Linked DNA regions of Homo sapiens: regions 2 and 3 are each linked to region 1. The links are chromatin loops, found by intact Hi-C in ENCODE. Cell type or tissue: mammary epithelial cell. All regions are shown on one strand. Links, peaks and the distances in the headings refer to the core of each region. The heading gives the core; the rest is flanking DNA. Region 1 has its middle 5.8 kb from the start of HTR7. Region 2 has its middle 250 kb from the start of LINC02653. Region 3 overlaps LINC02653 (long intergenic non-protein coding RNA 2653).

Region 1 (10,138 bases), core at 4,410-6,909:
GGAGGCAATTTGTTTCAGTTCTTGCCTAGTGTACTGCTTCCTGAGCAAAGCAAGCAGAGACTAGAGTTGTTTGGGAGGGAGGAGGAGAAGAAGAGAAAAGAAGAGAAGGGAGACCAGAGAGGAGAGAAGGAGAGTAGAGGAAAGGAGAAGTAGGAAGGGAGAAGGAAGGAAAGGAAAGAAGTGGAAGAGGGGAGAGAGAAGTGGAGAGAAGAAAAAGACAAGACAGAATAGGGGAGATGAACAGGGAAGAGGGGTCAGAAGTTGGCCTGAAGGGATGGCTGTGGCAACAAGTATCTGCACCTTGAAGAAGACCATAGAAATTTCTGACTGGAAGATAATAGTACTGTTTAAGACTGGTAGCAGTGGCTCACACCTGTAATCCCAGCACTTTGGGAGGCTGAGGCAGGAGAATCACTTGAAGCCAATTCACGACTAGCGTGGGCAACAAAGTGAGACCCTGTCTCTACAAAAAATAAATTAGCCAGAAGTGGTGGCACACACCTGTAGTCTGAATTACTGGGGAGGCTGAGGTGGGAGGATCCCTTGAGCCCAGGAGTTCCATGTTATTATACAATGAGCTATGGATTGCACCACTGCACCCTGGTGTGGGTGACAGAATGAGACCTGTCTCTTAAAAATCCTAGCTACTTGGGAGGCTGAGGCAGTAGAATTTCTTGAACCTGGGAGGCAGAGGTTACAGTGAGCAGAGATTGCACCATTACACTCCAGCCTGGGCAACAAGAGTGAAACTCCGTCTCAAAAAAAAAAAAAAAGTACTGTATAATTATGATAAGCATTTTACATCAGTTATCTGATTTGATCCTTACAATAGCCAATGAGAGAGATATTGTTATTCCCATTATATCAAGGAGAAGTCCTGGGCTCAGATAGGATGGCTCTTGAGTCATTTCTTCTTCTGCGGGAAGCCTAGAAAAAGAGGATGGTTTTTCACATCCAACGCAATCATTGAGCCCTTCTCATCCTCCCAGAAGAGCTCTCTTTTCTGGGCTGTGTGTGGGCTTGGGTGTGTGCTTGATTAGTCTTTGGCCTTATCCTAAGTTTATTCCATTCACCCCTCCTGAGTGAACTGAAAAATGCTCCACCCAACCCCTGTCCTCTTGCAGCTTAAGGCCGAGGGGGAGCCAGGCAAGAAAACCATATTATAAAATGATTTAGCCAGATGTATTGGGAGCACAAAGCAGAGATTTATCTCCCAGATTGAGAGGGAAGTTTGGGAGATCTGAAGGGAAAAAATGGCAGTTTCCTTGAGGGAGTAATGCTTGAATTAAATTTTGACACATGGAAGTGGAAGAGGAACATACATGAGACAGAGATCTAGGGTGTTGAGGGTATATCCAGAGCTGGCACAAAGTAGGTGGTACTCAGCCAAAAGTAACTGATTGAATAAATGAACTCATGGCCTCTTGTTTGACTTTGTTCCCATATCAACAGAATTGTAGCACTGTTGGATGTATTATTTAATCACCTGGCCAGAAATTCACTGAACTGTGCACATGGTGCACTAGTGTGATACACCAGCAACTGAAACAGAACCATCCTCTGTGTCCCACATGGTGGGACACTTATAGGAGCTCTTGGGGAGACTAAAAGAAGATGCCTTAACTCCAGGCTGATATTACAGTTGCCCTATTCATCACATATCTGGAAGTTTGTGCAGTGAACCATCTGCCCAGCCTTTCCCAGAAGCCCTCATAAAGCAGACCAGAGGGGTTAATTGCTAAACCTAGAACTCTAGTGGCACTCCATAGGACATCACCAATCCAGGGAGCTGCTCACAGCTCACAGTGATTCCTTCCTCATCTTCTTACCTTCCCCCAGAAACTCTTGTTACTGACCTGATATCATAAAAATTTGTCCACTTTCTGTGCTGGGGTAATCTGCCCCTGCTTGCAATATTAGTTTTCTTTTGAAGTGCAGGTAAATGAAAGTGAAATTTTTTTACACTCATGTTTCTATTAAAAATTGGAAAATGAGACAGATGTAGGCTTGTATTTACAAAAATTTGCATAAGAACATGCTTGATTGTGAAAATAAAGAGTAGTCCTACCTCTTTAAGATGTAAAGTGTGCCTGATTTTTTAAAAAAAATACAATTTAAGGAGCCATTATGAAAGAAATCAAAGGAAGAATTATGACTGGTATAGGGAAAAGATGCATGATGATAGACTTAAATGTAAAGAAGAGGACTGAAATTTCAACAGGATTTTTGAAAAACAAATAGAATAAATGATGGTATTAGGATTCTCCAGAGAAAAAGAATCAACGTGTTTGTGTGTGTGTGTGTAGAGTGACAGCGAGAGAGAGATTTATTTTAAGGAATTAGCTCAAGTGATTATGGAGGCTGACAAGTCCTAAGATCTGCAGTCAGCAAGCTGGAGATCCAGGGCAGCTGATGGTGTCATTCCGGTCTGAGTCTAAAGGCCCGAGAACCAGAATTGCTGATGGTGTAGTTCCAGGTAGGCTGGCTCAAGAAAGAGCTGACATTTCAATTTGAGTCCAAAGGCAGGGAAAAGCTGATGTTCCAGATCAAAGGCAGTCAGGCAAAGGAATCTTCCCTTTCTCAGGGGATAGTCAGCTTTCTGTTCAGGCCTTCAACTGATTGGATGAGGCCCACCCACATTAGGGAGGGCAATCTGCTTTTCTCAGTCTACCTATTCAAATGTCAATCTCCTCCAGAAACATGCTCACAGACACACCCAGAATAATGTTTGACCAAATATCTGTGCACCCCATGGCCCAGTCAAGTTGAAACATAAAATTAACTTTCACAGTGATGCTGTCTAGAAATGCTTACATATTAAGTGAAAAAAAAATTGCTCAGGCAACAAAAACTTTGTATCAAAGGCAAGTTTAAAAAGAAAGTTTATTGGAGGCAAAAGAAAGCACAAGTCCTAAACAGAAACTAACATTTACAAATGTAATATCTGTAGCTTTTACTGCTCAGTATGTTGTAAATATGGCTTAGAGCTTGCAAGACAAGTTATATGAAAAAACCTAAGTTATTTCTGGCATTTTTTCGTTGCAGCTGATAAGTGTATAGAAACCTAAAAGCTATTTGTGTTGGAGAGTATTTTGAAATGACTAAAAATTTTTTTTGGAAATGGCGCTTCAAAAAGGCACATTAGGAAGTAGCTTATTTTTGTGTATGGAGAAGAGGTTTTTTTTTTTTTGTTTTTTGTTTTTTTTAGAATTTTAAAGTACACTTTTCAGAATTGGTAACCATGGCTACGGATGGGACTCCAGTAGGGGTCAGTGTTACCATCAGACTTATGAAATATAAGCACGATGTAACAAGATTTTGTCAAGACACAGAATTTAAGCCAATTTATTGTACCATTAACAAGAAACCACTTTGAGCTCTAAATTTAAAAGCCATACCAATAATAGCTAAGGCACTAACCATGGCCCACACAGTTCATGCTCCAAATAGCTACAGTGGATGTTGAGAACTCAATTTTGAGCGGCTGAAAGAAATTTACTTATTAATGTCATCAAGGTTAAAATATCCATCTTGGCTCACCAGTGATGGCTGAATCAAAGATTTGGTTCTTGTGGTTGATGATATAACCCCTGCCCCTTAAAAAAATCATATAAGCAGATTTATTCATATATAACAAAATTACATCTTTGGGAAACTCATCTGGGTAGGAATGATCTAGCCCATTTTTTGCACTGAAACTGGTTTTCAGATATGAAAATTATGGACTAACCCTTTATTGCAGCACCAAATTGTGAAGTCGAAGACTATGATCCAAAAAAGACACTCTGATTTAAACCTTTAGACTTGATGATAATATTGCTTAATTTGCCTTTTTCAATTGCTACTGCTAGTGCGAATAAAAATTACAAAAGGAAGTTTTTGAACAGCAGTGCATTGTATTGAGAACTTAAAATGATAATATTGGAACACTAGAATTTTACAAATATCTTGCCAGTAATTAGTCTAAATTGGAGATTAGTAAACTATGGTCCATGGGTGAAATCCGGTTTGCCACCTGTTTTTGTATGCCTCGCAAGCTAAGAATCATTTTTAGATTTTTAAGTATTTGAAAAAACATTTAAATGTGTTATTGAACAATTAGTGTCAGTCAACAACTTATTTTAGAAAAATAATGTGACCCTTCTTGCGCAGAGTAAAACTCATACCTACCTTGCATGGCACACAGGTTTCTTTGTGATCTTCCCCAAAGGTCTACCCTTGCCATTTTCCACAGCTATGGCAAGTCTTCCATGTGTTTATGGACCCTGTCAGCGTTGCATTCTCCTTTCCTCAGTCTTCTAATGAACTTTCTACTCGAGCTGATATGTTAGCTCTGTGAATTTTTTGGTCTTTCCAAGCAGGGCTAATACCTCTTTCCTCTGGGCTCTCATACCTTTGGTTCATACCTATATTAGGAGACTTTCACATTGTACTGTAATTATTTACTCGTCTGTCTCTTCTACCAATGAACATCTGCAGAGCAGAGAACCTGCCTTATTTATTGACCCCAGCACTTAGCACAGTGCCTATTAATATGTAGCTAGGGCATGCTTATTGAATGACTAAAAGAATGGATCAGGCTGGGTGCAGTGGCTCACACTTGTAATCCCAACACTTTGGGAGGTCAAGGCAGGTGGATCACCTGAGGTCAGTGGTTCAAGACCAGCCTGGCCAACATGGCAAAACCCCATCTCTACTTAAAAATACAAAAATTAGCCAGGTGTGGTGGCAGGAGCCTGTAATCCCAGCATCTTGGGAGGCTGAGGCAGGGAGAGGTGCTTGAGCCCGGGAGGAAGAGTTTCAATGAGCCAAGATCGCACCACTGCACTCCAGCCTGGGCAATAGAGCGAGACTCCATCTCGAGAAAAAAAGTCGCAACAAATCAAATAAAATAATGGATTAGGCATAGTTTTTCCTAGAAATGGGATATGACTGTGATGGTAATTTTACTTTAAGATATCATTTTGTTGAATATAGAAGGATTCATAAAATTCTAAAGAAACTGTAGAATAAGATGTGTCCTATCACTTCTTCAATGAAAGCCTTACTTCTATTTTGATTATCTTGAAATACCACAAATCTCTCTAGATTTTGCCCCAATTACTGATTGCCCTTTTGAGTAAAACTACTCCAAAAGTTGTCCACCTTCTGAATTGCCATGTTCTGTCTTTTGATCTCTCGAATCCATTCCAATCTGTTTTACCCCTACCATTGCACTGAAACAGTTCTTGCCTTACTTTGCACTTAACTCAGTCAATTTCTACCCCCTTGAAACATTTTCTTTCCTTGACTTTAAATATCCAATTTCTCTTGGTTCTTCTCCTGCCTGACTGCCCCCTCATTCTCAGTCTTTGTTGGTTTCTTTTCCTCTCCAAGATCTCAGGATGTTGGTGCATCCCACGGTTAAATCCTCAGGACTCTTCTGTAACTACTTTTCCTCTTGGGAGATTTTCCCCTGAAATTGTATCTGCATAGCTGACATCTCCACTTGAATAATCCAATAGTATCTTAAACTTAATGTGTCCTTTTAAAACAGAGCTCCTAAAACAATATCTGGTTTGCATTAGACACTCATTAATTAATGTTGACTCAATGAATGATTGCTACTTTAATCTATTTTTTAATTGAGGAATTTAAATTTTCTTCTCATTAGAAATCTTTCAGGAAGGATTGGGAGCTGACAATGTCAAATGTGTTCATTGATAAAAACTTTCCATGAAAGTTGTCTCTGTGGAATTTGTGCTGCTGAATAGATTCCCCACTAGGGGGTATGCATGCACCACATACATTTCGAAAACAGTCCTGGTTAAGAAAAATTGAGTGATTAATAAAATAAATAAGGGCTCTTGGATGTAGCTGTTGTCTGATTTTTCATTTATCTTGTTTGGAGGAAACTTTTTAAAGGTTACCTTTATTTTGTAAAGAGAATGAAAATTTTCTAAATGGAAAGAATCAAAGAAAAAATGTTTTTATTTTTAGTATGTCTAAATTAAAACAAAACACAATTCACTTTTAGGCTGAAGAATTACTTTACAACATGAATGATTCTTGGTTATAGGCATTATTCTACACTCAGTTCAACTGACTAATGTTTATTGAACACCTAGTATATGGCAGGAGTAAGGAAATATCCCTCCCTTTGATAAGTTCACAGTCTAATGGGGAAGACAGTCATGGAAATATGAAGCATAATGCAACAGTAAGTACTATAATAAATATAATTTAAAAGTGCTTTAAAAGCCTACAAAGAATGAAATTAACTATGGCGAGGGGTGCTGTCACTGAGAAGGAGACATTCAGGTGTCCCAGACTAACTGCTTTTATCCTAACTGGGCCTCAAAAATGTCTGTGTTGATGGATTTGAGTCCCTGTCTCTAGCATGTGTGTTCTCTGTATTAGTGATCTGTAGCCCCAATAAAGGCCACAGGGTAGTATCTGGATATTTACTTACAATACTCTTAGTACTACACTGTCTAAGCATTCTAGTTTCCCTAGTCTTTTCTCACCCAATTCTGGGGGCAAGGGACACCCAGATAATTAGTCTAGTTGAGTGAGGAAATGGGGTACAAATGTGAGAGACTGAAAAATTTGGAGAAATGAAAGAGTGGCCCTGTGGAAGTCCGCTGCACTGGGCATGGGAGGCCATCAGACCCCCGATAGACATGATATCAGCATGCTTGACTGACTAGTGAGTTGCCAATGAACCCTATGGCTTAGGAAGCTTTTTTTGTGCTTCTTAAAGTACATCTAGGTTGTCAGGGTATGAAGGTTTATGGGAAAACAAACTATCCTAAGCTTATGTCCTGTGGAGGGATATGTGTGGGTTTTCATAGATGGGATTACGCATATGCATTTAGATGAGCTAGATGAGTACCTAGAGGGAAGAAGGGCTGATAAAAAGACAGTAACTATGATGTAGGACTCCACAGCTCTTCTGCACTCTCCGAGAGCAGTTCTTAGAGCAGGAGATTGCCAGATTGCCAGTTGGAAACCTCAGAAAGCTGTATTCTCAGGTGCCCTCACTGACAATCTTATGAGAATGCTATTGTAGGCAATGAGAGTCTAGATAAGAATTAGTACTTTTAAAAGCAGTAATTTTTTTAAATGCTAGGAATAAAAGGGACAGAAAATAAAGACATGATTTGATTTAGATGCCAACACTTTACTTACTGTCTCTGGTATAACTGTTGAAGAGTGGGTGGGCAGCGGGAGGGAAGAAGGAAGCAACACCTTGATATGGCTTTTAAACACCAGAAAACTAAGGGCAGAACAAACAACAAATTTAGATGAATATTTAGATATTTTATGAATATTTTGTGAAGCTATATCTTTGGCATTTCTTTGTGAGAAAATTACAGAAAAGTATACACTAGATTTTGGCATTTTTATGAGGACACAATTATTTGTTAGTGAAGGTTAAAGGGAAACTGAAAGAATTCCAGATTGCTCTGTCAGGATTTTGGAATAACACAATGATAGATGAAATTTAAACTCAACATAAGCAAAGTAATGCTGCAGAAGCCGAGATTTTCAATAACTATGTTTATGCATTGTGACAGCTTATAAATTAGAAACCTAGCAACTCTTAGGAAATACACTCAGCCATCACTAGGGATAATATAACAGAGGTGACTGTTCTATAAAAAAGGGAGCTTGGACTTGATGCTATATTGACAATGAAGGAGGTAGTAATTTAAAAAATAGTATTTTAATGATTATTTGCTGTATTTATATGTCACACAATTTAAAAGTTGTTATGGAATAAACATTTGTTTCCTCCAAAAAATTGGTATGTTGAAATCCTGCTCCCCATTGTGGTGGCATTAGGTGTGAGAGAGTATCTCATTGTGGTTTTGATTTGCATTTTCTCTGATGGTTAGGGATGATGAGCATTTTTTCATGTTTGCTGGCCACCTGTATGTCTTCTGTCGAGAAGTGTCTGTTCATGTCCTTTGCCCACTTTTTAATGGGGTTATTTGTTTCTTGCTTGTTCCTTCATTTAAGTTATAGATTCTGAACATTAGGACTTTGTCAGATGGGAGAGGGAGATGATTAAGTCATGAGGGCAGAACCCTCCTGAATGGGATTAGTACCCTCATAAAAGGGACCCCAGGCCAGGCTTGGTGGCTCATGCCTGTAATCTCAGCACTTTGGGAGGCTGAGGCAGGCGGATCACTTGAGGTTAAGAGTTTGAGGCCAGCCTGGCCAACATGGTGAAACCCGGTCCCTACTAAAAACAATACAAAAATTAGGCAGGTGTGGTGGCATGTGCCTGTAATCCCAGCTACTTGGGAAGCTGAGGCAGAAGAATCGCTTGAACCTGGGAGGTTGAGGTTGCAGTGAGCCGAGATCGCGCCACTGCACTCCAGCCTGGGTGACAGAGCAAGACCCTGTCTCAAAAAAAAAAAAAAAAAAAAAAAAAAAGAAAGAGAGACCCAGAGAGCTCTCCTACCCCCTTTGCCAGGTGAGGACACAGCAACATGGCTAAATTTACTGTTGCCTTGTTCTTGGTAAATGTTTGTTGTTAAGCCACCCAGGCTATGATATTTTTGTTATGGCATCCCAAAGGGACTAAAACAAGACAAAAGCAAAAACTAGAAGCTGTTGTGAAATATAAATGGGCTACGTGAGGGCTGTAAGAGTGTAGGTGGTAAATCATATTGACTAGAGGTTTAAATACAAATAAAATGATTAATTTTCAAAATCTGTGTGTAATTACTCTGGAATATTATTTGACAGAGCCAAGACAGAATATATAAGCTGAACTGATTAGGGTATTCAAGGGGAAGAATACAAAAGTCAAAATAAGTTAAAATGAGTTGAAAAGTTAAAATGAAAAAAATATCAAAAGTATCTTGGGGAATATACTACATGAAGGAATTTTTAAAAGACCTTAAGACAATTCCAAACCTCAAAATAAAAAAATGGAGACATTTCAATGCAGTCACATATGATCTTGGATAAGTTATAAAATTTCTCCCAGCCTCTATTTCCTCCTCTGCACTGAAGGGTGAACAAATGGTTTCTTAGATGCATTCCAGCAACAAACTATTTGTCTTTTGTCTGAGATTTCCTCTCTCCCAAGATCCCCAGTGGATGCCTAAAACCCCGGATAGTACCCAATCGTATATATACTATGTTTTTTTTTTTGATCTGGTAAGAGAGAGGGCTACTAAGTGACTAATGGTGGATGGCATATACAGTGTGGATATGTTGGACAAGGGATGATTCATATCCTGGGTAAGATAGAGATTTCATCACGCTACTCAGAATAGTGTGCAATTGACAACTTACACATTGTTTATTTCTGAAAATTTCCATTTAATATTTTCGGACCGTGGTTCACCACAGATAACAAACCAAGAAAAGCGAAACAGAGAATAACTAACATAAGTAAGGTTGAAGAAATTTCCTCATCCATCTTAACTGTTAGATAATATTGCTTTGTGGCCTAGGTATTATATTCAACTCTTCCTCTGACTCAATGGATTGGTTTGCTTATCCTAGGCAGAGAGGAGCCTCTGAAATGTTGATCACAGCAAAAGAGCTGTGAACATTAGGGCTTTTTTTTTTTTCCATTAAAACTTTTTCTGAATGTGTACAGGGAAGAATATGGGCATAGTAATCAGATAAACTTGGGTTTGAAACATAACTATTCCTTACCAGCTGATTGCAAGAGCTAACAACCTTCCCTATCTGGAAAAACAGAGCTAATACCCACCTTGAAGAATGAAAGTACTATTCAGCACTCTGATCAATATACTTTGAGGTTTTTATTCCTTTTCTTCTTATTTATAATCCGCTAGGGCCTAACAAGAAAAAACAGATTTGATTATTTTTAGAGTCTTAAACTACAGAAATCACTGCTGGCTTCCAATGAAACCTTCAAACAAAATGGAATGAAGCAAGTCTCACAAATAATAAAAATCAGCCGCTCTGACAGGGTTTGGATACCAAGGGGAATTTTAGCCAATAGGTATTAAATCAACATACACCTCCAGGATTCCTTTATAGAAGAGTATAACCGGTCATTTCTTTGCTTATGTGTAAGACTTCCAGAATGCTACGGGAAAATTAACTCTCTTTTCAATATATTAGGCTTTGAAGTCTAAATATAAAGGCAATCAGGGTCTATTTT
Region 2 (10,138 bases), core at 4,711-7,210, 570 kb after region 1:
ATATTGCTTCTGATTATCATTCGCTTGGTGATTTTGCTATGGCACTGTGGTATTGAATAAATGTCAACAAGCATTTTACACATGATAATTATCACCTCTCTTGAGAGACAAAAACAACACTCAGTTCTTAATTTTTTATGAAACACATACTTTCTTTTTTATTTGGCTCATGTTGCCAGAAGAGTTTATTGTAAAATAAATAGGAAGAGACAAAAAATAACTAAGTGTAGATTTTATACCGTATACTAAGTGACAAAATGCTATAACAATACCAGGCTACTCTCTATACACTCTATGGCAGAGCTGCTCAGCTTCTATTCACTGAAGTTTCATGTACAGTCATGCACTGAATGATGACATTTCTGTCAATGATGAGCCTTGTATATGATGGCATTCCCATAAGATTTTAATACCATATTTTTACTGTAGGTTTTCTATGTTTATATACACAAATACTTGCACTGTGTTACAATTGCCTACCGTAATCAGTACAGTAACATGTTGTACAGGTTTGTAGCCCAGGATATATAGCCTATACCATCTAGCCTAGGTGTGTAGAAGGCTATATCGTCTAGGTTTGTGTAAGTATGCTTTACCATGTTTGCACAATGATAAAATCACCTAACAACACATATCTCAGAACTTAGCTCTGTCATTAAGCAAGGCATGACTGTGGTTCTAACTTACAGCTCCTTTTGTTTTCTGTTAACCTTGACAACTGGTGGCCTGGTATCGTCACACGTTTTGTTTTTTGTTTTTTTTTTTTGAGACAGAGTCTTGCACTGTCGCCCGGGCTGGAGTGCAATGGTGTGATCTCGGCTCACTGCAACCTCCGCCTCCCAGGTTCAAGCGATTCTCCTGCCTCAGCCTCCCCAGTAGCTGGGATTACAGGTGCCTGCCACCATGCCCGGCTAACTTTTTTGTATTTTTAGTAGAAACGGGGTTTCATCATATTAGCCAGGCTGGTCTCAGACTCCTGACCTCGTGATCCGCCCGCCTTGGCCTTACGGGCGTGAGCCACCGCGCCCAGCCTCTTTGCACTTCTTGATCTTGACACATGATATGACCACAACTGCCTGACAGGGGCATCTGCATCCCTTATTTCTGTCACCACAACTAGGAGTTAGCTACCCCAGCTGCTAGTAAGTATCTGAGAGTACTTTCTGTTATTGATGAAGGGCCTACACACATTAAATCTGGAAAGGTGAGAGAAAATAGCTGGTACTGAGTCCAGCATACAGAGTGGTAACCTCTGGATACTCACAAGGTATATCTTTAAAAATGTAAGTGTAGCTATAATACTCTCCCTTCAGTTTAAACTGTTTAATATATTTAGTAAAAGTAAAAATAACTTTTACATTAGGATTCAAATACAAAATTTAAAAAATTAATGATTTCTTAAATATGCATTAAGATGCTGACTCCTACCTTGTCAATCTATTGTTAGAAGCACTTTTCTGCCCTATATAACTAATAGTAGTAGTTCAATAAAATTTCTGAACTCTGGTCATTGACTAATCTCTAACATTATAATTTCTAGCATTATTTAAATTCTCCTTACTTTTGCCAAGTAATTAGCCTCTTTGTAACCACTAAATTTTTGGACCTAATCTCTCAGTTTAGGAACATTTTGCTAACAGGCTGTCTTACTCATAGTGACTCTACATCTATTTTGAATAAATTACCATTGCTTATTAGTCTCCCCTAAGCTCTCACCATTTTTACGTCCTTCCTCAGTCCACCTTTTCAGTTGTTTCATTTTCACCTCTCCAAATATGCTCAAATTTCTTCTTATTTCTCTTAAATGTAAAAGGTAAAACCAGAAATTGAAAACCAAATCATTCTTGAGAATACATCCCAGTGATCTCTTACTAGTTTTAAAACATGCTCTATGCCTAATTCTCTTTTTTTGGTTTAATTAAATGTAGAGGATTTTATTTATTCTTAGCTTTTTCTTCCAGTGCCAACTAAATTTGATTTAATGTTTTCATGGAACTTGATTCTATATTTGATGGATAATTTGGGATCAGATATGTTCACCTGTGGTATTAGTCCAAATTGATAATCCTACCCAATTTTGTATTTTAAAATTTAATACATAAGATGACATAAAACCTTAAATAATATATTTCTCCAATCCTAGTCAAAACCGCTGTGAGACATGCATTTTATTTCTAAAGTATATGCATAAACTTTGATCACTATTGCTTAAGCCCTCAGACCATTAAACATAGAGGATGTAATCAAAGTCTCAAAATGAAGATTCTCTTGCTTCTTATTCTTTGACAAGAACAAAAAGAAAATTAAACTGTTGCAATGTGACTTACATTTAGATGCTCTGTGCACAGGTTTCCCAAGACACATGGCTATTAACAAACACATTTTACTCCTTTTCGGTTAAGCACATTTAAATATCTTATTAAGAAAGATTGTCAAGCTTTTGAAAGTATAAACAGATCAATATTTTTAAGTAAGTACATTTAAATCAGGATTTTTGTAGAATTTTTATGGGACAAATGGACAGAATAATCTAGTTAATTCACAATTTGAATCTTTCCAAAGACCCTCAAAACTTAAAACACAAGTGATTTATATCTTAACACGTGTGTTTGGTAAGTCTGAGATGAATAGTACCATACCAAGGAAAACCACGTCACAGAAAAGAGATCTGTTTGTTTTCTGAAGTTTTTGTTTCTTTCTGTTTTGTTTTGAATAATATATTTGGGAATGGTGGTACAAAACTTGAAAATGGTCTGGTCAATACCCTAAAATGAGAAGCAATGGTGATGATGAACCAGCAACATCCTGCATGTTATAGTGCCGAAGGGCAACAGGGCAGCAGGGCTATGTGGCAGATGCCATGTAGGCAACTTGCCGCACCTCTCTGAGTCTTGTTTCCCACATCAGTAAGATGATAATAATGATCATAGTGTCAGTGTCACTGTTAGGAATTATGATTTATGTAGTGCACAAAAGTCATTAAAATGTTTAAGCAGTGGCAAAGGAAAGAAAAAAGAAGAAAAACCTCAGGTGAGTGCTATCTTGGGTGAGATGCCAAAACATCAGGCATAAACAAGGACTGCTGTAGGCAAACAAGATTGGGTCTGCTATGAGTCGCTAAATGTGCCTGCTTTTCCAAAGCATCCTGTTTGGGGGAGTTTTGTTTTTGTTTTTGATTTGGATTTTGGATTATTGTTTGTTTGTTTTTCTTCATTTTTCTTCTTCTCTATGATCGATGGCCTTTTATTTTTGGTCTTTTTTACTTGATAATTTCCTCTTATGCCTCCACTGAGTTGACACATCAGGGAAGTGTCCCACTGGACAACTCAAAAGGGTGGTAGGTCTGGGCGAGCTCTGCTCTAGTATTTAGGGAGAAATAGACCGTTCCTTCTTAGAGAATCATGGTTAGATGTTGGGAAGCAAGATTAGGGTAAGGACCAAGGGTAGAGAAGGAAAAGGCTCTAGACCTGCTTGTGGACATAGACTTCGATAGAAAGGAGAAAGGAAGTTACCAGGTCAAGGGCTTCTATTTGAGAGTTTGCAGCCAAAGCTCCCCAGATTTAGGGGTTCCAAATAAGAGTCTGAGGATGGGGCCCTGCATTAATGACAGGTGTGCCCTCACCAGGAGGCCCTCCTGCATATCTTTCTCGTGAGCTTACAGCAGTGAGAGTTTCAGGGAAAACACTCATATCCACTGTTTTTTTTTTCTTTTCTTTTTTTTCTTCCCTCAAAAGCCTATTTTCCCTTCACATGGGTGAAAAGAATGACACATGTGGTATTAATTCAAATCCAGGACCCTGGAATCATAGTGTCATAAGATAAAAAGAGAAATAATTAAACGATGAATCTTTTCTCAGTCCCAGAGCAAGGGCTGGCACTAGGAAGCATTTTAATAAAGAATCTGCTTTATATACCCTCCTGCCTTTCTCTCATGTTTTTTCCAGCTCACATAGCCTTTCACCTGAGGTCCTCAGGCAGCCTGCACCATCATGATGTCCTAAAACACTGTGACAGTATGATATCCCATTCCAGCCTCCACTACTTTCCAAAGGTGCACAAATTCCTAACTTCCTACCTCCCACCTCCGCACCAAATCCCAAGGTTTTCTTTAGAGTTGGACTCAGCCAGGGGTATCAAGAAAAGTAGCTGATTAAATCAATTCACAGAATGATTTGAATGACTGATCTTTTACACACCCCCATATATTTGCATTTTTGGAAGAGGAAGCTTGTTAAATAAATCTATCATCAGTGAAATTTTTAGGCAACTTATCAAAGAGAAAAGAAAAAAAATTAGGCTTTGACAGGAAAAGAGATTTAGAGAAGGGCTGAGAAACCAAACTCAATTTTGTCTGGCCACCAGATTCCCAAATGTGGTATTACTCTGGTCTCACAATATTCCTCAGCATACAAAGGTTGATAACAATGGCTGTCATGTAGCAATCCAAACAGGAGTGAACAGTTTGTGTGTGTGTGTGTGTGTGTGTGTGTGTGTGTGTGTGTGTGTGTATAAGTCAGGGAAGCAGGTTTGGTGGTATGAACAACAGAAATGGGTTACTTTTAGATTGAGGTTTGCCCATCATTGATGCCTTGTGGTTAAAAATAAAAATAATTCTAGCATTTATATGAAAAGTCTTAAGTGTAAAATAAACATTTTCTTCTGATTGGCTAACTATGGCATCAGTCAGTAAGTGATTCATGGCACAAGGCAACACTTAGACAATTGTATTTGTTAATCTTTGCTGAGCAACAAACTATCTCAAAACATTATTACTTAAAGCAATAATCTAGTATACTTTCATGATTCTGTAGATCAATAATTTGGGATGGGCTCAGCTGCAAGGTTCTTACACTAATTTTACCTGGACTTAACCCATAGGGCAGCAATTGAATGATGGCTGGGTGGTTTAAGATGGCCTTAGTCAACATATTTTGCAGTATATGGGCTTTGAGCTGAACACTTCAATTTTCCTCTACTGCACTGCTCCATCAGGCTAGCTTGGACTTGTTCACATGACAGCAGTATCCCAAGAGGGCAAAAATGGAAGCTGCAAGGCTTCCTGTGTGGCCAAGGCTCAGAATGCACACAGTGTCACCTTCTCACTTCTTCATAAGTTTGTTTAATAGCGTTGCTGTCTCAACATCCATTTTTAGCCTGATGTAAGTTCTTTGAAACCTGGTCATATCCTGTCACTTTTGGCCTAGTTAGAACTTTTCCTTTCTGTGTGATTATTTGTGGTATGGCCTGCTTGTTCCTCATCCCACTAACCTAAAACCCAACACAGTCCACAGCTGCTAACCACAATAAAACCTAATGGTCAACACTTGTCATATTAATAAGTTCCTGCCATTTGCATGTGTTTTCTTTAACTAGCCAATCCACAATCCCCCCTTGGGAAAGCTTAAGGGATAATGCCAATGGGTCCTAATAAAGGCATAGTCCCACAGGTCCTCTCTTTCTTTCACCTCTCTCTCTCTTCTCCACTACCCACTGGTTGAGATCCCTGCTGCCTCCAGATGTCCTGTCAGCCTCCTGTTGGCCCTCCAAACCTCTCTGGGACCTGTATGTAAGTAACAAATTTCTTCTGCTTCCTGCATTTTGGTTTTACTTCCTCATTGTGTCTCACTTGACACACATATCCAAACCTAACTTCCCCCTGGTCAGAGTTTTCCTGGAGTGTGCCTTATGGCTACTCTCAAAAGAGAGACCTCGAGACCAAATTAAAAGAACTTACAACTTTATTACATTCCATTGGTTAAAACAAGCAACAAAGCAAAAGCCAGAATCAAGTGATGGGGATATAGCTCCACCTCTTGATGGGAACTGCTGCAAAAAGCCACTGAAGACAGGAGTAGCTCAAAAGGTTTTCAATAATTTTCTATTTGGAGTGTTCTTTTTTGCTTCCCCACTTCCTTAGTGCAGTGAGATCCTCTTTTATCTGTAGAGAAGTCACATGGGGAGAGCTCATGTTCCAATTATAATTGAGGCTTAGGAGAACTGAGATGTTAGGTTGTTCATTATTCTATTTGAGGTAAAATGAACATAGCTAGACTTTATAGTTTTTAGAACATTTCAAGAATGACATGTCATCTGTTTTTTTCCAAGAAATGGTCTCTAGTGGCACTCTTTGGAAGAACTATAATCATTAGAACATTCATTGTCTCCTGAAATTTTTATTTTAAATTGTTTAAGCAGATGTGCTAAGATGTTTGCTTCACACATTTCCCAAATATTGGCTTCTTTAAGTGATGTGTTTAGTTTGTCCCTTGGGATATAGGTTTATGTTTCTTACATAAATCTCCTATAAAGCCTTGAAGGCAATTTTTTCTTGGGGAATATTTATTTCAATTTCTTAGGCTAAAAAGAAAAGTATTTAGGGGACCGTTTTATTAGTGTTTGTAATGAGAACATTTATGAGAGGCATTGATTTCTTGCGGAAAGCTTGTTTCTGATTCATGAAGAAATATAATAGAATTATGTGCTGGAAAGTTAATCTGGGTGTCCTGAGATGAATCTCTGCAAGTCACAAAGACTTGCTGTGTCTGTAAAATCAGATGATCAGAAACTGGGTCTAAACCACTGTGGCACTCTAGCCAAACCAACAATTTTGCAACACGACAAATAGCTATTCCAAATCTCACCTTGCAGACAACGGAAGTGGTAGATATCTGGGGTATAGTGAATGTGCTATGAAAATAGAAGGAAGAAGCCCTTGGACACAAAAGTGGAACCTTACACCTTGGTCTTGACCTCATTTTCATTTCCATCCACTTTTGTGCTTTCTAAAATTCAGTCTCTGAGATAAAAGCTCTGATTAGAGATTTGGCAGCTCTTATTCCCATAAAGCAAAATTTATGACTATCATCTAGTCTTCAAGAATCTTTCACTCTTCATCTCCTGCTGCTTCTATCCCAAATATGCTTGATTTTCCCTGGAATCTCCAGTGCCTATCCTGTTTCTCAGTTGCAATAAAGACCTCTATATTACCCTATAGAAGGAGCAGTTTATATCACCTGTCACTCTCTCGTTTCTGGAATTTCTTCTCTTGGTTTCTGTGATGCATTCTTTTCTTCTCAGACTCCTTTGCTAATTCAGTACACCTGCTTGGACTCTCAATGCTGATATTCTCTAAGCTGACTCCTGGAATTTCTGTCTTGTCTATCTACACTGTTTTGTTTCTCAGTCTTATTCATTCCCATGATGTTAAACATCATATATGGCTTTACTTTTCAATGTTTACCTTTGGCCTTGGCATGATGCCACAATTATATTGGAACAGCCAACTCTCTACTTGCAATTTTCACTTAAAGTCTAATAGGCATCTCAAAGTTACCATGATAAAAGCAGAACTATGAACTTTGACTCCAACCTACACCTCTCTCTACTTTTTCCGATTCAGGACAGTATCACCACCCTCCCAGTTTACTCAAACCAAAAATACAGGTTCCTTTTTTTAAAAAATTTAAAAGTTAAGTTAAGCCAATAGCAAACCCTCCTTACTTTATCTCCAACATATATTCAGAATCCATCCATGCCTTCTATCTCAACTATTTCTCCCTTAGTGCAATCAATTCTCATCCCTTGCCTGAACTACTACATTAACCTTCTCACCTTACTCCATGAGTGTAATTTTTATTTGTGTTTTAATTCATTACAAGAGAAATTTTTAAACATACACAAAACTAATGACAATATTATAATGAGCCCCCATGAAAACCTCATCTAGTTTCAATAATTCGTAACATTTTTCCAATCTTGTTTCATCATACCTCCCTCTTTTCTCTCCCCCAATCAATGACGTATTTTAAAAAGAAATCACACACATCATCTAATTTCACTGTAAATATTCAGTATATATCAGTAGTGGATAGTGACTCATGTTTTTAATATAACTATAGTACCACTATACACCTAACAAAAATAACAATTCTCTTACAGCATTTAATATTCAAACCACTTTCAAATTTCCCAGATTGTGTCAAAAATGTCTTTTTATAGTTATTTTGTTTGAATAAGAATCCAAACAAGGTCCAGAGCTTGTATATGCCTCTTGGGTCACTTTTAATCTACAATATTCTCCTTTATTTCATGCTGTTCATTTGTTAAAGAACCCAGTTTATTTGTTCTGTAGTGTGACCCACATTCTCAATTGGTTGGTTGCATTTTTATAGTTCTTTGAATATATTTCTGTCTCCACAGTTTCTCTTTAGATTGTTAGTTAGATCTAGAAGCTTGGTTTTATTCATGTCCAATTTTATTTTGACAAAAATAGCTTCACTTTATAGGTGATGTGCTGTGTACTTCCTATTGTGTCATATCAGGCATATCTAGTGTCTGGTTGTCCCACTTTTAAGGGATAGTGAGAATAATTTGTGGGTTCCAGTGATGTCAATTGCTTCATTCATTATACAATTCCCAAACAACTTTTTGCTTAAATGTCCTAGGAGCCATTGATAACCACTATCTATATCTGTTATTTCAGTATAAAATTTAAAAAAATTATTTAAAAAAATTCTGCCATTCTGCTTGCATGTATTGGCTGAAATTCCTCTGTAAAAAAACTATTTTGTTATCTTAAAAGCCACTTTATACAGAAAAATAATGATGAACATTTAATCTTTGCCATTCACCAATTTTTAGAATAATGAGCCAGTGTATTGGAAAATTCCAACAATAACAAAATGTTTTAATTGTTGTTTAATTTCATTATTATTATTAATTTGTGTATATTTGATATGTGTCAGCCCATAAAATCTTCTTTAAACTGTCCTCCCTGTTACAAATTTTATCCTTATAAATATCTTCATTACACTGCAGTCAGTGTGATCTTTGAAAAACTCCAATCCCATCTTGTCTATATGCCATTGAACACTCTCCAGTGGTTCCCCATTACAATTACAACAACACTCAAATTCCTCATTCTAAAAAGGGGTATGTATCATTGCCCTGCCTATCTCTCTGACTATACTTTGTACAATTATTCCCCTTAACACAGATGCCTTTTTGTTTCTTAGATACCTGTCATCTAGGGACTTTCTCTCTATCAGCTATGCTATTATTCTTGATTTTTGCATCTGTACTTCTTGTTATTTGGTCTCAATCCTATGACACTGAGTTATTTTCCATCGGATCACCCATCTGTTTTATTCTTGGTGTAGACTAGTTGATATTTTCTCACTAATTTATTACTTCTTGGTTTTATCTTTCTCCCTCCTCTATACTTTAAGTCTTATTGAAAGCAAGGATCTTGTCTGTCTTGTCCACCGCTGAATCTCTGGAGCCTAGCACACAGTAGGCATTCACTACACATTTACTGAGTAAATGGCTGCTTGAATTCATGAAGGCCCACTGAATTTAAGGCTGAATCTCCTCAGAAAAAAGGGCCCCTGAGATGTACACATACATTACCAGTGACTTCTTGGTGTAAGAGAAAGCTCTTGCTTTCTGTCAGGAAGGCTGAAGGTGTTCTGACCCACAGGAATAGCAAGTAAGTTTTAACTTAAAAATGAATTTTTAAAAAGTATTCACATGAACAGAAAAATTAAAAATCAACACAATATATTTTAAAATCTTTTATAACAAAACTATACATCTTAATTAATATTAAGAGATTTGTTTTAAATGTTACAGTTTGAAATTTTCTTATTCAAATTGTTAGCAGTGCCAAATTATTAAAATTACTTTATATTAAAAAGTAACACACGTATATCTTCTTTTGATATTTCTTTCCTATTTGTGACTAGATAAAATTTAGTGGAGCAAAGAAATTTCCAAAAGACTCTTATATTAGTAGGTTCAATAGAAAAAATATGTCATGAAGTACAGAGTTTTTAAGCCACATGAAGTATTAGGCTCTGATGGCTAAGAGTCTAATAGTTTCAAACAATACAATGTTCATGTTGTTAGATAACTAACTATAAAACTCATTCCATATATTAATTCTATTCTACCTGTATTACATCATCATTTAATATAAAAATTCTGGATGTAACTATTTCTAGTCAGTAAATATTTTAAAAATTGTACACATATCTTATTGATGATTTGAAAATCTGGAAGTAAGATTGGAGTAATCTACAACATTTTAAAATGAAAAACATATAACATTTTTCTTTGTTTGGCTGTTTTTGTTTTGTTT
Region 3 (10,138 bases), core at 3,704-6,203, 430 kb after region 1:
GTTTTCATGATAATATAATATGAAAATATCAGGAAACATAATAGCTTTTTTTTTTCTTCCAGGAATAGAATTCCCTTAAATATTTCTTGTAGGACTGGTCTAGCTGTAATGAATTCTCTCACCTTTTGCTTGTCTGGGAAAGATTTTATTTCCTCTTTGCCCTCAAGAATATAAAAATTTTAAATATTTGGTCAATTTATGGTGTTCCATATGACATAAAGGGTTTAATCAATCTTTTTAACTTTTTTTTTTTCAGTTTGTCTGACTGGGTTGTTTGAAAAGGACTTAAGTTCTGGGATTCTTTCTTCTGCTTGATCTAGTTTATTGTTGAAGCTTTTGAATGTATTTTGTATTTCTTTTAATAAATTATTTAGCTTCAGAATTTCTATTTGGTTCTTTTTTAATGATATCTATCTCTTTGGAATTTCTTATTCATATCCTGAATTGTTTTTCTGATTTATTTGTATTGTTTTTCAGTATTCTCTTGTATTTCATTGAGCTTCTTTAGTATCAATATTTTGAATTGTTTTTCTGGGGTTTTGTAAATTTGTTTTTGATTGCAACCTGCTGCTGGAGAATTATTGTGTTTCTTTGAGTGTGTAATATATTCTTATTTTTTCATGTTTCTTGTGTCTGTATGTCGATATCTATGCACATGATGTAATTGTTGCTTCTTCCAATTTTTGAATTTGCTTTTATGTGAGACAAATTTTTCCTGATGATGTATTTATGGTAATGGCTGGGTAGGTCACTTTTGATTTGATTCTGGGTGTGTGCAGTATGTAGTCTCTGTATGATTTCTTTAGTTGTAACAGCATCAATAGTGTTTGTGATTTTCTCAGTGGCTTAGGGTGCAGTTGTTAGTAGAGGTTGTGGTAAAGTTTTACTCGGGACTGGAATACCAGATGGGGCAGTCTTCAGGTACTAGTTGTGGCAGCAGTAAGCTGAATGTGTCTGTCCTTAAACTCCAGGGTGGTGCATGCTGGCACTGATGTTAGTTGGTTCAGGAAAGACAGTTCTTGAACTTCTAGGCAGTTTTCTCAGGTTCCAGGGATTGTCAGTGGACTGGGTAGGTGGACAGGTTCTTGAGCCCCTAGGCAGTAGGCAATAGGCATTAGGCATTGCATGGTTGATGGCTGTAGCAATGGTGAGACAACTCTTTGGGACTCAACTGATCCATGCTGATGATGTTGATGGCTGCAATCAGCTTGGTGGGCCAATCTCCAGACTCCTTGCTGATGCATGCATTGGGTGCCAGCTGTGGTGGTAGTGGCAGGTTCAGTGGACTTGACCACAGACCTTGGGAGAAGTGTTCAGGTACCAAAGGTGGTAAGCTGGACTGGGCAATTCTCAAGACCCTGGATGGTATATCTGGGTACTGAGTGGGGAGTGGAGCTTGGCCAGGTGGATCTGTTCTCAGGCATCCCAGTGATGCAAACAGGCACTGGCTGTTGTAGGCAGAGATTGGGTGATCCCCAGGCCCCTGTTGGAGTGCCCAGTTGGAGGCAGCAGTGGCTGCACTGCAGCCCTGACACTGGGGAGCAACCATAGGCAGGTGCCTTTGTGGGGGGGGCGGTGCGGGGCATGCACTTTGCTTGAGCTTTAGCCCCAAAGCAGCACACAGCAGTGGTGATTGTGGGCAGCAGAATTTGTCCTCAGGGTGCATGAAAATGCATGACTGCCCTCTGCTAGGAGGGCAGGACTACTGCCAGTGGCTCTTGCATAGGCCCCAGTTGCAGCAGACAAGGATATCAATGGAGCTCCAGAAATGCAAAGATGCAGCCGCTATTGGGCCTCCAGGCAGGATGCAGTCTGGTGGGGACTTGGCTCTCAAAATGGCACTGGAGCACAGCTGCTTAGGAGTTGGGGTGTGTGGGACCCCGTGTGAGCTCTCTCTCTGGAGCAGTGCCTTCACGTGCTCTCTAGCTCTTTATGTTAGTCCCAGGGTCCATAAAGGTTCAGGGGCTCTACTGTAACTTGGATTATAAGAGCCTGTGGTGGGAATTTGGAGTTCTGGGGGCCCCTCACTTGCCCTTCATCTTCATTAGGGAGCTTCTCCAGACTCCTAACCAATCACAGCCAAACAGGCTGTCTTTCCTTTCTCTCCTTCCTTGCTTCAGTGCTTCCTGTCATTTTTTTATTAAATTCTAGTGTTCACTCTTTGATGATCTATTTGAAGTGTGATTATGTATTTGCTATTTTAGTTTCTCTTCATGGAAGAGGCAAGTACCAGATCTAATAAGCATCTAGTCAACCATCCTGAAGCCTCTCCCAAGGAGTTTTTTAAAGATACATTCTCTTTGTATTTTTGCTATTCCTTCCTCAGGAGATTGATTTGAGAATCTATCCCACCGTTTTCTCCAAAATCAAACTTCTTACTCTGAATTTTTATTATAGACTAGCAAAGAAATTTCCCCTTTTCCACCTGAATGATCTTACTTAAATTCACTTACTCTATTCAATCTAGTTTTTGAATCTTAATTTAAAAACACAAAATTAATTAAAAATTAATTTAAAAACACAAAAGTGGGGTTTTGTTTACTTTTTTGAAAAGCTGCATTTTAAAAACGTATTTGCCATATTATCTAGAGTCTTGCTAGTGAAAATTCCACCACAAAGACAATATTGGTTATTTATTGTTTATCTTAACTGGATTATTATTCAATTAGGATGCTTTCACTTCAAGCAAATCAATCTTTAATCACTTGATGGCACCAGAAATAGTTAAGAGTTTACAGCATAGTTTGTAGTAAGGAAGAGACCTAACTTCTTCCATCAAGGGGAAAAGGAGTTGGGATATATGTTACCCTCTCTAACCATCAGATTTCCCCTTTTATTCAAATAGCAAGTCAGTACCTTTGGATCAAGGCATCAAGATCTATTCCATACATATTAATACCACTCATGTAAGTTGTAATTTTGAATGTGGTTTCAGCTTGCTGTTTATGAAGCCATTCTAGACCATTTCTGAATTAATGAAAGTACACTGTTCTAGGAGTCCAGACTTTAGTTACAGCTTCATCACTAATTATCACTCTCTGAGTCTTAATGGTTTCATGCAGAAAAGAAAGGCAGACATCTAAGTTGGCCAGGTCAGGATCAGTAGGGTTTCTTAAATATCATCTGACTTCATCATGGATATCAAGAATCGAAATTCCTGAAGGAGAGCCCTGGGGAAAGAAAAATAAATATATATGTTTTATACAATAATATATATATATAATTTATATAAAAATATATAACTTATACATATATAAAATTGTATATAGAGAGTACATATATATTTCTATACTTTTATGAAGTCCTTTTAGGTCCAAGAGATAGCTCACATTTTCTTTAATTTAATCCTCAAAACAAACCAGAATTTGAGTATCAATATCCCCCTTTCACTGATAAGGAACTTGAGTTTCAGAGAAGTTAAGTGACTTGCCCAAGGACACAAAGCCAGAAAGAAGAAGGGTAGGGTCTCAGAACCATTTTCTGTTTCTAGGTTCAGCCCTCTTCCCACTACAACAGAGGTTTATACTATATATTAAGTTGTGGGTATGTCAGGGAAGACTATAATAAGGGAAGAAAATATATTACAAAATAACTATAATATTATCAAAATAACATTTTAAACACATTGGGATAAAATTAAAAACCTCCTTAAAACAAATATTACCATTTATATATTAATTTTAGTTATCAGTTACAAGGCAAAATAACTTCTCCAAATTGTAATACTATAAAAGTCATCTTTTAAAAACACAAATGACATTACATTGCTTAAGTTCAATACCTACTGTTTACTGAATGTAATTCAAATTTCTAATCTTAATAATAGGAGTCAATTTTGATAAGACCCTGCCTAACTCTCAGCTTCATTTCCACTCATATAAATTGCTATAGGCATGCCAATATCTCATACCTTTTTAAAATTCCTATGCTGTTTTATGCTTCTGTCCCTTCTGCTTGGAATGCTTTTCCTTAACATTCCTCCACATGCCTCCTCCCACCGCCCCCCTTTTTCCTGTCCAGTGAACTTCTGTCCTTAATTTAAAACTTCTTAAAGGTCATCTTAGCTGTGAGACTTTCCCTGACCATGTAGACACAATTTCCTCAACCTCAATTCTCTGATGGCACCATGTCCATATTTCAATTAACCGTTAGCTCACTGTATTGAAATTATTTCCTTACATGTTTGTATTCTCTACCGGACAATGAATTCTTTGAGAGCAATGTGCCTTATTCATTTCTGTATACTCAATGCATGGCACTGCATAAACACTTAAATAAATAAATAAATTAAAATACCAAACTTATACACATGAGCCAGTTTTTTCTTATGTGATTATAGCTATAAAAGTTTGAATCTCTCTATGCCACTGCTCCCTCCCACACCTTCATGCCATGCCTGGAGCTACAGAAAGGACACAGTTTGTTGTCAGCATAGGTGCAGAAAAGCTCCAGGTATTTTCCCCAGAAACAAATAGTCAGGTCTCCTATTGTAGAAAGTGATATAAGTCAGATTCAAGAAAGAGTTTTGCATCTATTTAGGAGATGGAGGACATTCTACTGTAGTAAGAAAAGCAAGCTGTGTCTAGATTCCTTCTAGAGAAGCAGTCTAGTTGTAAGTGAGGGAATAAGATGCCATAGGAAGGCACAAAATGGCAGCATGAAATACTGAAAAATGTGAGAAGACTTTGATTAGTGGGGGTTCAGCAAAGACAGTGAGGAAGAGGCTGGGTTTCCTTGCTAGGAACTGACCCGTAAGCAGATATATGTAGAGAGCAAAGATTCAAGAGCATCCTCCTACTTCAAGATAATCTCCACAGATCATCCAGTTCTCTTTGCCTTGGCTTGGTATTTCTAAGAAACTTTATAAACCTTATTCATTTTTCTGAATAGGCTTTCCTCTGGGGACATCTACTGACTGCTGCTGAGAGGCTTAAATGAGATCATTGGTGAGAAAGCCTCAAGCTCAGTGTTTGACATGTAACGTGCTCAAAACAAATGGCAGCTGAATCTGAATCACTGTAAATTAGCAAATTAATTCTCTGGTTTACAAATCAGACTTGGGTGAGCCTGAGCATGACTTTAATGAGTCAACCTGCAAGGCTCTGGAACATAAGGTGTTTGGGAAAAAACTCTCAAACTGTGATTTCCTTTTGCTTTCACACCACTACCACAATAACTATCAACACAGAGAAGACCTCTGTGAACAGATGTGTGAGGGTTTCTCTTTACCACAAAGCAAGCAATTAATTCTACAGTGGACACCAACTCTGTGTCTTCCAATTCAATTCTGATACATCTACCTGGAGATAGTGTCAGATCCCATAGGTTGAGGGCTCAATCCCCAAGACTGCCTCCCCAACCAGTCTTAAGTCCATCCAGGGCTCTGGAACTTCTGACCAACTGGCCTAAGTTGGGGTTCCCATGCCCCTGTCTTTGGGTTTGATTAATTTTCTGGCGTGGCTTACAGAGCTCAGAGAAACATATGCTTATGTTTTCCAATTTATTATAAAGGATATTACAAATGATACAGATGATGGCCGGGTGCGGTCACTCACGTCTGTAATCCCAGCACTTCGGGAGGCCAAGGCAGGCAGATCATAGATTCACCTGGCCAACATGGTGAAACCCCATCTCTACCAAAAATACAAAAAAGTAGCTGGGTGCAGTGGTGGGTGCCTGTAATCCCAGCTACTGGGGAGGCTGAGGCGAGAATGCTTGTGCCCAGGAGGCAGAGGTTGTAGTGAGCCAAGATCACACCACTGCACTCCAGCCTGGGTGATAAGGTGAGACTGTGTCTCAAAAAACAAAACAAAACAAATGATACAGATGGAGAGCTGTGTAGGGTGAGGTATGGGGAAAGAGGAATGGGGGAAGGGACATGGAGCTTCCATGCCCTCCCTGGGCATGTCACCCTCCAGGAACCTGCACATGTTCAGCTATCCTGAAGCTCTCGGAACCCAATCCTCTTGGGTTTTTATGGAAAATTCTTGACATCAGCATTCTTTCTCCCAGGGTATGGGGCAAGAGCCTCTCTGAAATGAGGGCCTTATGACCTACAATGAGAAAGGTGGAGCAATATTAGAGTCCGGCCTTTGGGCAGGTGAAAGGAGGACAGGAGAAGGTCAAAGAGATTCGGTTTCCTGAGTCCTGCCCCTGAGGCCTAACACACCCAACCTAATAACAAAAGACTGTAACAAGGGCTATGGTAGCTATGACTCAGGAACTGTGGATGAAAACCTATATATATATATATGTGTGTATATATATATATATACACACACACACACATATACACACACACACATATATATGTATATATGTGTGTATATATATGTATGTGTGTGTGTGTGTACATATATATATATATATATATATATATATATATATATATATATATAATAACACCACAGAAGGTATAAGAGCTTGGCCTACAGGGAGCAAAGCCTGCAGCTCAGCCCAGCACAGCCTGCTCTGGCATCATAACAGGATTCAACTTGGCTCTGCACACTGCCCGTTAGCTTAAAGCAGGACTTATGTGAGAGACTTCTGGAGTACTGGGAAAACAAATTATTGTCCTGCCCTCTGCTTTTGTCTAGTAATAATCCCTTCCTCATCGAAAAAATGAGATTGAGAGCATGTGCTTTGGGTAAGGAAACTTGCAGCAACGAAGTGAAGGGGTCAAGGAATAAAACACTAAAATCACAGAGGCTCAAACAGCAGGGAAAGAAAATTGCTCAATCAAAGCCTCAAAACTCTCCCACTTTTAATGAAATATGCGACTTGTGATAATAATGTATAGTTCGTACTTGGATTATTCTAGGGATTTAAATCTTTAGAATGTTTCTGTGTTGTCTTATTTCCATTTTTCAATAACTATGGAAGATTTTGAAGTTTGATCAGATACTCTAACCACAGATTTACATTAGAAGGCTTAAGAAACAAGGGATACTATATTAGTCATATGTATCCTGAACACCTCCAAGTTCTCCAGCCTTCTGGAGGCACCACCTTGTTTGAAATTTATGAGAACTAATTCAGGCTTCCAACTGAAATAACCAGAAGTCCAAGACTCTTGATATTTTTGCAGGTATTCAAGAAGAGGGGCTAACACTGACTTAAAGCTGCCTGTAACTTCTTACTTTCAATGAGTCATTGAGAACCTCTCACCATTACCTCATTGGGCACTGCCTGCTCCAACTCTTTCTTGTTCCTTCTCCTATGTAAAAATGAAAATGCCTTTTTTTTTATTATCCAAAGCAGTACTGCATTAAGTCAATGCTAGTGTGGTTATAGAATTGGTGACAGATTGTCCTGAAGATTTGGGGGATAATGAAGGGCGTTTCTGCCCAGATCCAAAAGTAACTAAAAATTAAACACCAGTCATCACTATTCTAAGTTTCTTGCCTCCACACCATTATTAATCAGCTCTCTTCTTAGTACCAATCTGTTGTTTTCTTGTTGGAATCTACTACTCTACCTTCTCATCTCTTCCTTGAATTATTGGGCTCCAATTTATTATTTCTCAGACAGCTCACCACACCTGGACATCTATGTCTCTATATCTTTTTATTTCTCTATCATCTGTCAAACTACCTATCTATGTAACAGGATATCAACTATGGCTTTTCGCTCTATCTAGAAGTTCCAGGAGGGAATTCAACACTGACTATCATAGCTGCTAGATCATCTGAAACAAAATATATTAAGATTGTGTGTGACCACAGGAGAGTATAAAAGAACAGAGGAGAGAGGTCTTTAACTCTTACTTCACATGTGCTGAGGGATGCTTCCAGAAACTCACTGGTAAGCTTGGGCTGTCCTCACTGATACTTAGGAACCTGATTTACACCTACAATTTATATAGTAAAGAACCTAAAGGGAACCATTTGTAGCAAGAAAGAAAAGGTACAGGGCTGAATTCAAAATGGCCTGCTCTTCTAGATATGGATCAGATGTAAACTAATGTAGGAGCTGAAATTAGGCCATCTTGAAAGAGTCTGCCCTAAAGGATAGCCTGAGAGGGCCTGGTGATCCCATGAGAGGAAGTATGTGTGAGATGGACCACTAGATGCTGGGACTTAGGGAAACATCATGAATAATCATCTAGAAATGGCAGAGGTGACGTGTTTCATGACAAGTGAATAGCAGGGGAGAGATCCATAGTAATGAAGGTTTCTGAAGACCCCAGAGAGGGCCCTCGTGAAAGAGAAAGAGAAGGAGGGATAAAGAGACAGACAGAGAAAGAGAGAGGAAGAGAGAAGGAAGAGCACTTTTGGTGGCCACCAATGTCAGGGACAACCATACCAGTTAAGTAAAAACTTTCTGCCTCATCTCTCTTCTCCCATCATCCTCTCTATTTCTGGAAAAAACAGAGATAGCCTAGAGAGTAGAAAGAAAGGGAAATAAGAGCAAAGCTCAGAAGCTGATTAAGCACCTCATCTCTACTGCATATCTCCAAGTCTAAATCAGGCCCAAGATGCAAGATGACCGGGAAGAAGGTTTGACTTATATAGGAGAATAAGGCTTCGATATTAGTCTGGCCTAAACTGGGCATTTTGTATCAAAAGATAGCATTCACTTATATATGACAGTGATGGATAATGCTATTTTATGCTTCTGAGATTTCATCCAGAGGCAAGAAAATGATTGACAATACTTATCGGAAGGCAGTGGCATAGAACAACAACAAAATGCTAATTTATATTTTCACCTTTACTGAGCACAGATCATTCAATAAAACAGTTTCTCTATCTCTCTCTAATTCTGTCTCTCTCTTGTTGTCTCTATCTTTCTTTCTTGCTCTCTCTCCACACAAACACACACACACACACACACACACACACACAGGGAACAGGAGAGAGAAAGAAAAGAAAAATAGAAGACAGAGAGAGAGAGAGAGACATACAAAGAGAGAAAAAGACCTTTTGTTTGTGTGAAAATAAATTTAGCTTTCTTTGTTTCAACTCCTTTCTCCTAGATATAAGCGTAGAGCTTTCTCTTGCATAAGCGAAAGTTCATGTTTGTTTGTTTTGGTTTTGAATAAAATAATATGTCACCTTTCTCACATGAATTTTAATTGATTCTTCAGCTCTCCTGGTGCATGAGCTGCCACAGTTGTCTTCCTTCATTGACTATGTATCTTTTCATTCCTCCCCACTACACGTAAAAAAAAAAAAAATACTGTGTATGTGGACATGGACACTGAATTTCCTGGAAATTTTTCTTTATAATCTTAATCTTTGATCTAAATGTTTATAAGATCTGATATATGTTCTGATTGTGATGCAGGCCTCAGAGTATGTCTGCTAACCTGGGACTTTTAAAATGGTAATGATTTAGTCCTTATTGTGGCCAAATACTCAATAGATCTTTAAAATGTTATGTTCAGCTCCTTTCTCTTACAACACATATCAAACCTCATGGATTAACAGAAACCCAAGAGAAAGTCCATCAGAAACATGACTTTGCTAATCCCCTTGCCTGTGTCTTTGGAACTTGTGCTAGACTGTCACAGTTGCTGTTTACAAAAATGTATGGGTCATTAATCCTTGCAGACTACTTAGCTGGCTCTTATTTGCCTCTAAATCAGAGAAGTCTTTCTGAGCCTGCTGGGAGCAGGATCACCATCTTTAAAGAAATTTATCCTGTATTTCCTGTAATGGTCAATTTCCTTCCTGGCCTTTTCCTTCCAATTAGTTCTTGGTGGGTCTTTCAGTTAACACATGCCTCTAAATCACATTCTGGTTATTTTTTACTGCATTCTTGTATTTTAACCTTTTCTATATATGTAAGTGTGTAATTGGCTGCAGAGTGCATGTAGACATTTTAACAGAAAGTGTCTCACTTTATAATGGCAGAAGAGGCTCATTCGGAGCAAATATTTGGTTTAAAATAAAGGTTGCAAATAGGTAGGCATGAACCAGAGACAATTTTTTTTTGTCCACATGGTAACTACATATGTTATTAAAATTGTGAATGCTTTAGAATGCTATTCACTCTCTAATTTACCTCAGTTTCCACCACTCCTTGGTTTTTCTCATTCACTTCTATTACTTGTCTATCTTCTGTGGGCACTTGAGTTTGTAAATTCTAGATAAGGTCTTTATTGACAAGTGGATCTATGAATAATAGCCCCCTA

Evidence for each region. Hi-C counts contacts between places; a loop is a spot of excess contacts. Peaks named below come from ENCODE experiments on the same cell type or tissue, not always from the same donor. Only the 100,000 strongest peaks of a DNase experiment are listed, where the experiment ranks them.
Region 2: it touches region 1 in a loop (16-fold over the local background); 6 of 110 quality-filtered maps call a loop at or near these places.
Region 3: it touches region 1 in a loop (4-fold over the local background); 2 of 110 quality-filtered maps call a loop at or near these places.

What each region holds. Positions count from the first base shown.
Region 1 is chr10:90,858,733-90,868,870 of GRCh38, reverse strand. No RefSeq gene overlaps it. Among named protein-coding and RNA genes, the nearest start is that of HTR7, 5.8 kb to the right of the region's middle. In mammary epithelial cell, for the core only: a CTCF peak has its summit at 5,759 (motif pointing right); no DNase peak of the experiment used is centred there.
Region 2 is chr10:90,284,254-90,294,391 of GRCh38, reverse strand. No RefSeq gene overlaps it. Among named protein-coding and RNA genes, the nearest start is that of LINC02653, 250 kb to the left of the region's middle. In mammary epithelial cell, for the core only: a CTCF peak has its summit at 5,806; no DNase peak of the experiment used is centred there.
Region 3 is chr10:90,432,475-90,442,612 of GRCh38, reverse strand. All of the region lies in intron 3 of LINC02653 (long intergenic non-protein coding RNA 2653), which reads left to right. Among named protein-coding and RNA genes, the nearest start is that of LINC02653, 100 kb to the left of the region's middle. In mammary epithelial cell, for the core only: a CTCF peak has its summit at 4,909; no DNase peak of the experiment used is centred there.